Linked DNA regions of Homo sapiens: region 1 is linked to region 2. The links are chromatin loops, found by intact Hi-C in ENCODE. Cell type or tissue: heart left ventricle. All regions are shown on one strand. Each heading gives the region's core, and the rest is flanking DNA. Links, peaks and the distances in the headings are about the cores only.

The links. Hi-C counts contacts between places; a loop is a spot of excess contacts. Peaks named below come from ENCODE experiments on the same cell type or tissue, not always from the same donor. Only the 100,000 strongest peaks of a DNase experiment are listed, where the experiment ranks them.
Region 1: it touches region 2 in a loop (2.3-fold over the local background); 5 of 110 quality-filtered maps call a loop at or near these places.

Annotation. Positions count from the first base shown.
Region 1 is chr9:98,942,099-98,947,477 of GRCh38, forward strand. COL15A1 (collagen type XV alpha 1 chain) reads left to right here and starts at 1,809. Exons shown (of 42, transcript NM_001855.5): 1 at 1,809-1,974; 2 at 2,064-2,152. The coding sequence starts at 1,964. It overlaps COL15A1-AS1 (COL15A1 antisense RNA 1), which reads right to left and starts at 2,554. Exons shown (of 1, transcript NR_198999.1): 1 at 1-2,554. In heart left ventricle, for the core only: no CTCF peak of the experiment used is centred there; DNase peaks (open chromatin) are centred at 1,733 and 2,102; H3K4me3 peaks cover 4,720 bases; H3K27ac peaks cover 4,667 bases.
Region 2 is chr9:98,884,642-98,890,020 of GRCh38, forward strand. No RefSeq gene overlaps it. Among named protein-coding and RNA genes, the nearest start is that of ADIPINT, 24 kb to the right of the region's middle. In heart left ventricle, for the core only: no CTCF peak of the experiment used is centred there; no DNase peak of the experiment used is centred there; H3K27ac peaks cover 3,951 bases.

The DNA of each region.
Region 1 (5,379 bases), core at 148-5,147, 57 kb after region 2:
CTGCTTTGGCTACTGGAGCCTCAATCCCTTAAGAGGTTGATCTAGGGTCCCCCCTCTGTCTTGCCAGTTGTCCCCCTCCACAGGCCGCAGCCCCGATGAGAATATCCACAACCTCTAATAATAGAAGCCAAAATCCAATGGACAGAGAGCACTGTGGTGTACCAGTAGGTGGTCCCATCAAGGGACTCACAGCCACCATTCAATTCAAGGTAGTTGTGTCCATTATCCAGGTGGAGAAATAAAAAATCAGACCAAGGGCAAGATTTGCCCAACTTCACCCTGCAGCCAGGGCCAGCATTGGACTGGAACCCAGACTCCTGATCTCCAGGCCAACCATCCCTCCTCTGAGCCCTCACCGCCCAGGCTGGCATGAACCCTTTCATATCCGAGTGCTCTGTGTCTCCACTGCGATTTTGCTCTTGAGGGTGGAGAGTGAGTCTAATCTTCTTGCTTACTGGCAGGCAGCATGGCTGAGTGGGGAGGAGCATGGGTGTTGCATCTGCCATTCATTAGCCTTGGAATGTTTTGAACCTCAGCTTTCTTATCTATGAAATGGGGATCATGACAGTATCACCTTTCCATGGCTGTTGTGGGTATTAAATGAGATAACACAGCTAAAGCATTTAGCAGAGGGCTTGGGACATAATCCACACCAAGTAAGCATTAGTTGCTTATATCCATTCCCATGCCATCTCCTCTGCAAGGCTAACTCACTTGGCAAGAGGTGACCCATCCTCTAGAGTGGAACTGAATCAAACACAGGAACTGACCACAGAGCCACGGCCCACTGTGGCTACTTGGTGCTTCAGGAAGAGAGGTTTCTAGTGTTTACCTGGCTTCAGAGCTGTCCAGGTCTCAGCCAACTTCAGCGGTGCCTCTTCTCACTCCAAGATCTCACACTATGTGCCGGGTGGTAATCTTAATAAAAAGCGACCATTGAGGGTTTACCCAGTGCCCTGCGATAAGCTCTGCACAGATGGGTTAGTCTGCCCTGAACCGCCTCACTCCCACTGAGGGCTTTCGGAGGCAGAGCCTGGTTCATGACCCCCACATCTCATCACAGGGCCTGGTGTGATGCCTCACCCAAGACTGTGCTCCTTCATTCATCCAGCGTTTATTGGCATCTCCTACTACCTGAGCTGTTTTAGGCAGGGAACAAAGCACAGATAAGCCCTCCTGGAGCTTACATTCTGATGAAGGGGGCAGGCAAGGTATACATAGGGAGGAAAGCCCTGGAATCCAGTACATTAAAAACTTTTATTAGGATTATCTCTGCTGCATTTAGTTGTATGTATCCCTTATGGCCCCCAGGCAGGTCCACTCCTGGGCATTCAAGTCGGTCCATGTGTCAGGCGTGCAGGGTGGGTCACAGCATCTAGGAGCTCAGTGCAGCTTGGGACTTTGGGACATACGCTCCACCTCTCTGAGCCTCAGTCTCCTTGTCCATCATATAAGGAAATCACTGATTCCAGCCTTCCTGGGCTGTGGAGAGGATTCCCTCAGCGGCTGTGAAAGAGTGCTTTCTTGCGGGTCAGCCCCGACAGGACAGACTTAAGGGCGGGAGGGAGCCCATCCCGCTTGCCCCAACGAACGCGGGCGCGGGGCTTTCCTCGCAGGTTACATAAGGCAGCCGCGGGTGGAGGCAGCAGAGGCGAGCGCACGTCCGTCGAGGGGGAAAGGGGCGTGGGGAGGCGGCCGGGGCGGCCGGTATCCCCCGGGCGTGAGTGCGCAGCGCGCGGGGGAGCGCAGGGCGCGGCGGAGTCGGGTTTCAGAGCGCGGGTGACTCGGGGCGCGGGCCGGGAGCCGGGATTCTGCCCGCCGCCGCCGCTGCCGAGCGCCGCCTTTGTTCCCTGCAGGAAGGGCGAGCGCGGCGGCCAGCGCTCAGCGACCCTTCGTCCTCCGCTAAGCTCCAACGCTCTGCTCGACTAGCCGCGCGCCTTCCGGGGCTCCGCAGACCCGCGAGATGGCACCAAGGTAAGACCCGCTTCTCTGCTTCCTCGCGTCCCGGGCCCCTCCAATACTCTTGCCCGCCTCACCTTTTCTCCCTCGGGCACATCTTGCAGGAGGAACAACGGGCAGTGCTGGTGTCTGCTGATGCTGCTCTCGGTCTCCACGCCCCTCCCTGCTGTCACCCAGACCCGCGGTGCGACAGGTAAGCAACCCGGTCGGAGGGTGGCACCGGCTGCCTCCGCGCCCGTGGGGGAAGTCGGTTTTGGCGGCGGACGCGGCTGCGATGCGTGCCTCATTCCTGGACATAAAAGGGAGTCTTGCCACTCAGTGCGCACTGGCGGTCCCGCGGGCGGCTACCTCCTGGCAGTGCAGGGGTTATAGCTGTGAATGGGATCCCTGGGCAGCTGGGGCGGTTGGAGCGTTGTCTGGGCACCCGAGATGTCTGAGCTGGGTGCGGAGCCTCCAATCTTAGGCAGAGAGGGACTTCAGAAACAGCGCCAGCGCCAGCGCCAACAGCCTCAGCGCACCCAGCGCCAGCAGCTTAGGTTGTGCGTGCTGGCTGGCTTCTGGTAAGGGCAGGTCTGGTGCCTCTCCGCACACAGGTGCGAAGCATGAACACCGGGAGGGACATCTGGGGCTTTTGCTGCTCAAGAAATAACGGAACTGAATTGCTCGGTTGCTTAACCCAGCTCTGAGTTACCTAAGCGGTCACGTCTATCATGGGCAGTGGCTCCACCGGTGGTGGAAAGAGCTGTGGCCTGGAAGCCAGAGATCTGATCCCTTCCGTTCCCCGGGCCTCAGTTTCTCCAGCAGAACTCAGGCGGTTGGCTGAATAGTAAGATATAAGTTAAAGTAGACCTAAGTTAAAATGGGCCTCGGTTAAGGTCAGACTGCCTGGGTTTGAACTGTGGCTGGCTGAGTGATCTTGGGCAATGGATTTCATCGCTCTGTGCCTCAGTTTCCCCATCTGAAAAAGGCGATTAATTAGACCATTTTACCTTCCTAGAAATGTTGTGAATATTAGAGAAATTAGAAATAATGTGCTTCCCATGATTCCAGTATATACTAGGCACAAAATAAGTGATAGAAATTACTGCTTGATTCTTGCAGTAACTATGTGTTGGAAAGCAATGCAAGTATTTTTATTTTTATTTTAGATTCAGGGAGTGGTCATGTGTGGTTTTTTACAAGGGTATATTGCACGGTGCTGAGGTTTGGGCTTCTATTAATCCCATCGCAATGCAGGTATTTTTATAACATTGAGGTTGAGAGAAGCTTAGAAAGTGGCCAGTCCAAAAGCCAGGACTTGAATCCAGGTCTGTAGGCTCTTGCCCTTGCTCAGCTCTTTCTCCATGCAGTTTTGCAGAAGAGCCATGCTTTCTATAGCTTCTGACCCCCTCCCCTTTGAATTTGGGGGATTAGTACACATCTTCAATTGAATAAGGGAACAGAAAGTCTAGGAAACAACCTCTAGTCGGCCCAAAGGAAACGGGATTGAGAAGGTGGCCTTGGTTAACTCTTTGTTTGCCTGAAGAAGCCCAAGACAGCCCATTGTCTCCTGGGCAACAAGACCCAAATCCGATGATAGCTTTTCCTGCCAGAGTGTCCAGCCTGGCATTTATTGCAGATCAAAGGGCAGCTGGAGTATAGTTTTAGCTTCTCAGCCCCATGGCTCATGTCAGAAAGTTGCAATTTTGCATATGATATAGGGCCCTGCCAACTCAGTGGCAGAGGCCAACTTTGGGTTCCATGGTCTTTTGTGAACTTTGCTGCAACTTCCAGTTTCCCAAAAGGAAGATGGATCTGGGGATAGGAACTTTGGTGTTTCTTTCTCCTCCTGTGTGTGTCTCTGGGATCCCTCAGTGTCAGGGCTGTTGTTTCTAACACAAAGGAAGCCCTATTCCCATTTATAATGTAAAAAGGGAGGGCCAGCAAACCTTCAGGAGCTGAGAACGGTCTAAGGAGGGCCATTTGCAACTGATGGGTTTTCAGTGCCCCTTTGGGGATGTGAAACGATTCCTAAAAATGTAAACTATCCTCCTGCAAACTGCATTTGTAATGCAATTTAATATCCCTAATACTTATAAAACACTTTGTATATCCAGGTGGAGGTGTGAACATGTTCATATTTCATTCATCCAATCCTTACAACCACTCCAGGAGGTGAGGACTGAGAACAGTTACTATCTCTGTTTTTCAGATGAAGAAACAGAGGTCCAAAGTCACAAGACTTCTAAGTGGCTGGGGTGGGATTTGAACCAGACAGTCTGACTCCAGAGTCCTTGCTCTTAACCATCCTAGTGTGTAGTTAGAAGAGCTTCACGGATGGAGAAGGCTTTAGGGGTTCCATGGTCTCCAATGAGCCCCACAATCTGAATGTCACAATTGTAACATGAGTCCATTGCATGGCATTGTGCAGTCTTCAAAGCACAATGTCACCTTCACCACGTCCCTGGAATCACCACCCAGCAGTGCTGAGAAGTAAATTGGGCTCTGTCTTACAGAGGGGATGTGACTTCCTCAAGGCCGCATGACTGTAACTGGGTAGATCCATAATAGCCCTCTCACGTCTGTGAACTTCTGGGCTGGTGCTGTTCCTTCCATAGGACCACTGCCCAACTGGCTATAAAAAACAATTGCCAAGACTTCATAGCACTATGAACCAGCAGTGTTTTAAGTGCCCTGCCATGAATGAGCTCAGTCAATCATCACAACAACCCCATGTCTTATCCCCTTTTACAGATGAGGAAACTGAGGCACAGTCTTTTGCCCAAGGGCATGTAGCCTTCAGTAATATAAGCACAATTTGAGCCCAGAGGGTCTGACTCCAGAATCTGTACTTGTAACCACTATGCTGTATGCTTAAGTGGGGTGGCTTCTGAAAGCATGTTTGTAAGTGGGCTGTTATGAGCGGAAATACATGTTCCCAACGATTTGGCAGTTTCTTAAAATGTTAAATATATACTTACCCTACAATCTAGAACTTCCACTCCTAAGTATCTACTTAAGGGAAAGGAAAGCATATGGCCACCCAAAAACTCATATGTATGTTCATAGCAGCATTATTTATAATGACCAAAACTGGAAATAAAGTTAAATTCACCATTAGCTGGTGAATAGATAAACAAATGAGGTGTATCCATTTAATGGAATACTACTCAGCAATAAAAAGGAATGAAGTATTGATCAATGCTACAACAACATGGATAAACCTTAATACCATTAAGCTAAGTAAAAGAAGCCAGACATTAAAAAGCAATACATTGTAAGAGTCCCTATATATGAGATTTCTGTAAAGGCAGAACCACAGAGACAGAAAACAGAAGCAGAGATTGACTGCAAAGGGGCATGAGGAAACTTTTTGGGGAGTGTTCTAAAACTGGATTGTGGTGGTAGTTGTGCAACTCTATAAATTTACTAAAATAATCT
Region 2 (5,379 bases), core at 206-5,205:
GTCTGGACCGGCAGCGTCCAGGCCTTTTTCTCTTACCTGGAGTTAATCCTTTAGACTGTCATGATGCCATTTCTGTTCTTCTCTTCCTCTGTTATTTCCCGGGAAATGTGGATTTGAACAAGGTTAGACGAGTTTTCATATTGTAGAATTTCTCAGACCTTCTGATCTGCTAAGAATGGTCATGGTGACTTGCCAAAGTAAGGGGTTGTGTGTTTGCCATACCCTAAAATTACTTGATCTTTCCTGGACCCCTGCGGTTTATCTCTACCCTCTCCCCCATCCATTTTCCACGCTGAAGCCGCATACACCTCTGCTAACTGCAAAACTGCCCTCCCCATCCCTCCCCATGCTCCTCCTACCCCTCTGGCCTTCCAGTCCCTCTGACATGTGGTAAGATACACATGCCCTGCCAGGGTCCCCTCTGCCTGACTTCTCTATCACCAGCTGTGGCAGTGTCGGTTGCTGGTGCTCACAGCTGTCTCCTCTGGGAGCCACCTTACCAGGGAGGCCACATTCCCTGGAGCTCCAGAAGCATCTCATAACCAATATCTGACATGGTGCTTGCAGTGCCTTTTACTTATTTCTCTTTCTCTTTATTTTCCAATAGCTGGGACTACAGGTGTATACAACCATGCCCAGGTAATTTTTATTTATTTATTTATTTATTTATTTTTTTAGAGACAGGGTCTACCTATGTTTCCCAGGCTGGTCTTGGACTCCTGGCATATTAGTCTGTTTTCACACTGCTGTAAATAACTACCTGAGGGTGAGTAATTTATAAAGAGAAGAGTTTTAATTGACTCACAGTTCTGCATGGCTAGGGAGGCCTCAGGAAACTTACAATCATGGCAGAAGGTGAAGGGAAAGCAAGGTATATTTTACATAGTGGCAGAAGAGAGAGACAGAGAGAGAACAAGTGGGGGAGGTGACGCACTTTAAAACCATCATTTCTCATGAGAACTCACTCACTCTCATGAGAACATCATGGGGGAAACTGCCCCCATGATCCAATCATCTCCCACCAGGCCCCTCCTCTGACACGTGAGGATTACAAGTCGAGATGAGATTTGGTGGGGGACACAGAGCCAAACCATTATCACCTGGCTTCAAGTAATGCTCCTGCCTCAGCCTCCTGAGTTGTTGGCGTGAGTCACTGCTCCCAGCCCAAGATTTATCGTTGTTAAAAGGTCATCATGCTGGTGAGGAGATCAGAACCCAGGCATTCTGATACACAGCTGGTAGGAAAATAAGTTAGTACCACCATTTGAATATGGCCCTTTGGGGCAGAGAGTTTGTCTCTGTGTTCACCCCTGGATCTCCAGTGCCCAGAACCATGCCTGGCACTTGGGCATTCAATTAAAATTTGTTGAATGAATGTAAGACAATTTGACAATACATCATGAAGCTTAAGTTTTCATATCCCATTGTTTAGTAATTCCACTTCCTAAGGAAACTCTTAAAAATTAGAACAAAGATATTTGTATAAGGACATTCCTCACATTCATTTTTACACTCATAAAACTGGAATCAACCTAAGTGTCCACAGGATGGTGACTAGCTTAATTACGGCACATCCACACTGAGAAATCTGATATAATTGATAAAAATAACATATTCAAAGAATATTGGGCATATAGGATTATGCTATTGATAAATACTAAGTGAAAACAATTTAAAACTCTATATACAGTATAATCTTAATTTTGGGGGAAAAAAACCCAAATCACACTTGTTAATAGTGGGTTGCAGTGATTTTACTTATTTCTTGTTCCCTTTATTTGCCAAAATGCCCACAATGAATATGTGTTGCTTTTGTAGTCAGAAAAAAAAAAGCTTTGAAAAGGAAAGCATAGTTTATAACAAAATTGTGAGCAGCTAGGAAAAATGGGAATAACTTGTAATAGTATTTTTCCCACTAATACTTCATAATAGATCATTTTATGGTAGGTTAAAGAACATACCTCCTTATTAAATTGGCCTGGCTTTGTCTGGACAACAATGAGGATTAGATTTCATGAGACACTTTGCGTTGTTTTCATGCTCTTAGTGTATATTTTTCCATGACTTGGAAAATCTTAAAATACTGGCTCCACTTAAAAAAAAAAGTTTCACAACTCCTTTGACTGGAATTGATTTCTCCTGTGGCTCCAGGGTCTGTAAAAGGCATCAGGATGCCACAAGGCATTGACCTTTATTCTTCGCCTCGGTCAGAGAATTTCCCTATGACTGGCTCAAGGTTTCCAAGAGGAAGGCAATTAAATGACCTAGCACAATTGCATGGATCCTCGGCCCTGGGCTTATCTTGATTAGGAGGAAGTGGCTATCTAGTTGTTCCAAATTTAGAGCAGAAAAGAGCCGGATGTCTAAGACTATCACACAGAGAAAGCCTTAACCCATTGGGGCTTTTGCCCTACTCACCACTTCCCTGATATCTGGCTGTGTCCATCTTGACGCAGAGCACAGGGAGCTTTGGGTTACAATTTTCCCCTTCCCAGCAAGTCTGTCCTAGCTTCAAAGTCCACTGAGAGGCTCCTTTCTGTGCTAAGATTGAGAAGATGCTGGGCACATACCTCCTGAGAGATTTCGTGGCTTATGCTAAAGGTTCTGTCATCTCTAAGACTGAGTTCAGAATCCTGAGGCTGGTGGTCAAGACCCTTCACCATCTGGCCCCCTGCTGCCCCTCTCCCATTGTTCATCTCTACTACAGTGACAGAGAAGTGTTTATGAGAGTGAACTCCAGGGACTAGAAACAGATGTTGTCCCTGCCACCAGGAAGCTTACGGAATAGTAGGAAGGTAGAAATTCAGCACACGGAGGGGAGTACATTCGCAGCCCGGCAGAGATCTGGCCTTAAAGACCAGATTGGCTTCTTCCTAGTTGTATGATTTTGGACAAATTATTTTATACCTCTCTGTCTTTGCCATCTCATCTGTTAGAGGGGGATATTAATATTACTAATAATACCAAATTCATAAGATGTTTGTGAGCTTTACATTATTTGATATGTGTGAAGCACTCAGTACAATGTCCGCTATATACCTTTGTCCCTCAGTATCCATGGGGCATTGGTTCCAGGGCCCCTCCAAGGATACCAAAATTTAAGGATGCTTAAGTCCCTGGTATAAAATGGTGTAATATTTGCATAGAACATGTGCACAACCCCCAGATACTTTAAATCATCTCTAGATTGCTTATAATAGCAAACACAATGTAAATGCTATGTAAATAGTTGTTATACTGTATTGTTTAGGAAATAATGACAAGGAAAAGAGTCTGTACATGTTCAGTACAGAAGACACCATCCATTTTTCCCCCTGAATAATATTTTCAATCCACAGTTGGTTGAATTCACAGATGCAGAACCTGCAATATGGAGGGCCGGCTGTACTCAATGCTTAGTACATGTTAACTCTTAGAGAAAATTCATTCACTTAGAGAAAATTTGCTGAGCTCTGACTAGGTGCTGGGCACTGTGCCAGATGCTGTAAATTCCAAAGGGGATAATGCACAGTCCCTGGCGTCATTCCAAAAAAACCCCGTATTTTACTGATGGAGATGCAAATGGGAACGGACCAAGGTAGCATAGCTCCAGGCACCTTGTTCCAGAAACTCTGGTCTCCTCTCTTTTCCAAATGTGCCATGCACTTCCATGTTCTGTGCTGTTGTTCCTTTTCTCTAAAAAGCTTTCCCTTTTCCTCAGCCACTGAAAACATTCAAGATCTGGCTTATGGTGTGTCATCAACACCGTGAAGCCTTCCCTGACCCCCAAACCAGAATCATGGACTCTCCTGTGTCTCCATCGTGCTTTGTATAAACTCTCTGCCTCTCATCTTCCCCTCAGCCAGGGCTGGTCATTAGAGGAACATCTCCCAATAGGCTGGAAGCTCTTTGAAGGCAAGTTTTATGCTTCACTTATTTCCATGTCCCAGTGTCCAGCACAGGGCCAGGCACATTGTAGATGTTTAGGAAGTGTTTGTTGATTGAATGAATGAATGAAAGCACATCTCACATCATAGAATAAATTGCTGCACTGATAGTGAGGAGAGATGCTTCCTTTCCAGCATAATATTCTATGAGACCACAGAATTTGCTCTGCAAATAGTTGGGTTCCTTCTACTTATTCCATCTGCTGCTGTGAACAAGGCTAAGTTTACTTAATCATAGGTAAGTTGGAGAAAGTGCCGGCCCAAGGGGTCTGGCCTGAGCATGGCTTTCCAATTGTAATATTGTCAGGAGCATCCTGAAAGGGTTAAGACCCTTGCCTTGGTGCTGGTCTTGTGCCAGTCCATTTGGTGTTCACAGTGTAGAGATTATTTAACTGGAAATGGAAGCCAGTATTAAGGCCAATATTGCAACAGAAATAATTGAATGTAAAAACCACATGTGCTTTGGGGACTGGGACACAGAAATTTAATTTTAGTTTCCTCACTTATTTGTCGGGTGATGTAGGGAGGCTCTTTCCTCTCTCTGAACCTCATCCATTAAATGGGGATCATAGGAGGCTGGAGTTGGGGAGGTTGGACTGATCAATCTGTAAGTTCCTTCCGGCTGTGATATGCCCTGTCTGTCACTTCTATGATATCAGATAAATGAAAGGCCAACTGAAACAAATTGCTGGAAAGTGATGTGGAGGGAGTTCTGGGAGAGGATCCCAGTCCTCATGAGGTCAAGCTCATAGTTTAGGAACCAAAAGCTCAGAAATGCTCTGAAACCACAGACGATCAAATCCACCCACTGGAGATTCAGCACATATTTGCTCAAAATTGCAAACTAAAAGCAGACATTTTTGAGTTGTTTGGAGGATGCATGGCTAGACCTAACCTGGGCGGTGAGTGTACAGGGCAGTTCATGCAAATGGGAGAGACCCTGTCTGCTGTCTGGGACCTGCATCCTATTGGCGGGAAGGGCGTTCCTGGCCTGCCCACCCTGGCCATCAGGACATAAAGATTCCTTGCTTGGGTCTTGCTCAGGTACTGTGCTTTAAGAACCTGAATGTTCTTTTGACTCACTATTTTATAGAGACAGCAGCAGGGTCAGTTGAGAAGAATTGAAACCCACTCTCAGAAGTGACTTGCAGCGCATACTTTTTTGAAAAAAATTGAGAGGTAATTCACACACCGTAAAATTTGCCCTGTTCGAGTATCTAATTCAAGGGTTTTTAGCATATTCCCAAAGTTCTGCAATCATCTCTGCTGTCTAATTCCTGAATAGTCTCATCACTCCAAAAGATATATTGAGGCCAGGGGCAGTGGCTCACACGCCTGTAAGCCCAGCACTTTGGGAGGCCGAGGTGGGTGGATCACGAGGTCAGGAGTTTGAGACCAGCCTGGCCAATATGGCGAAACCCCGTCTACTAAAAATACACACACACACGCACAC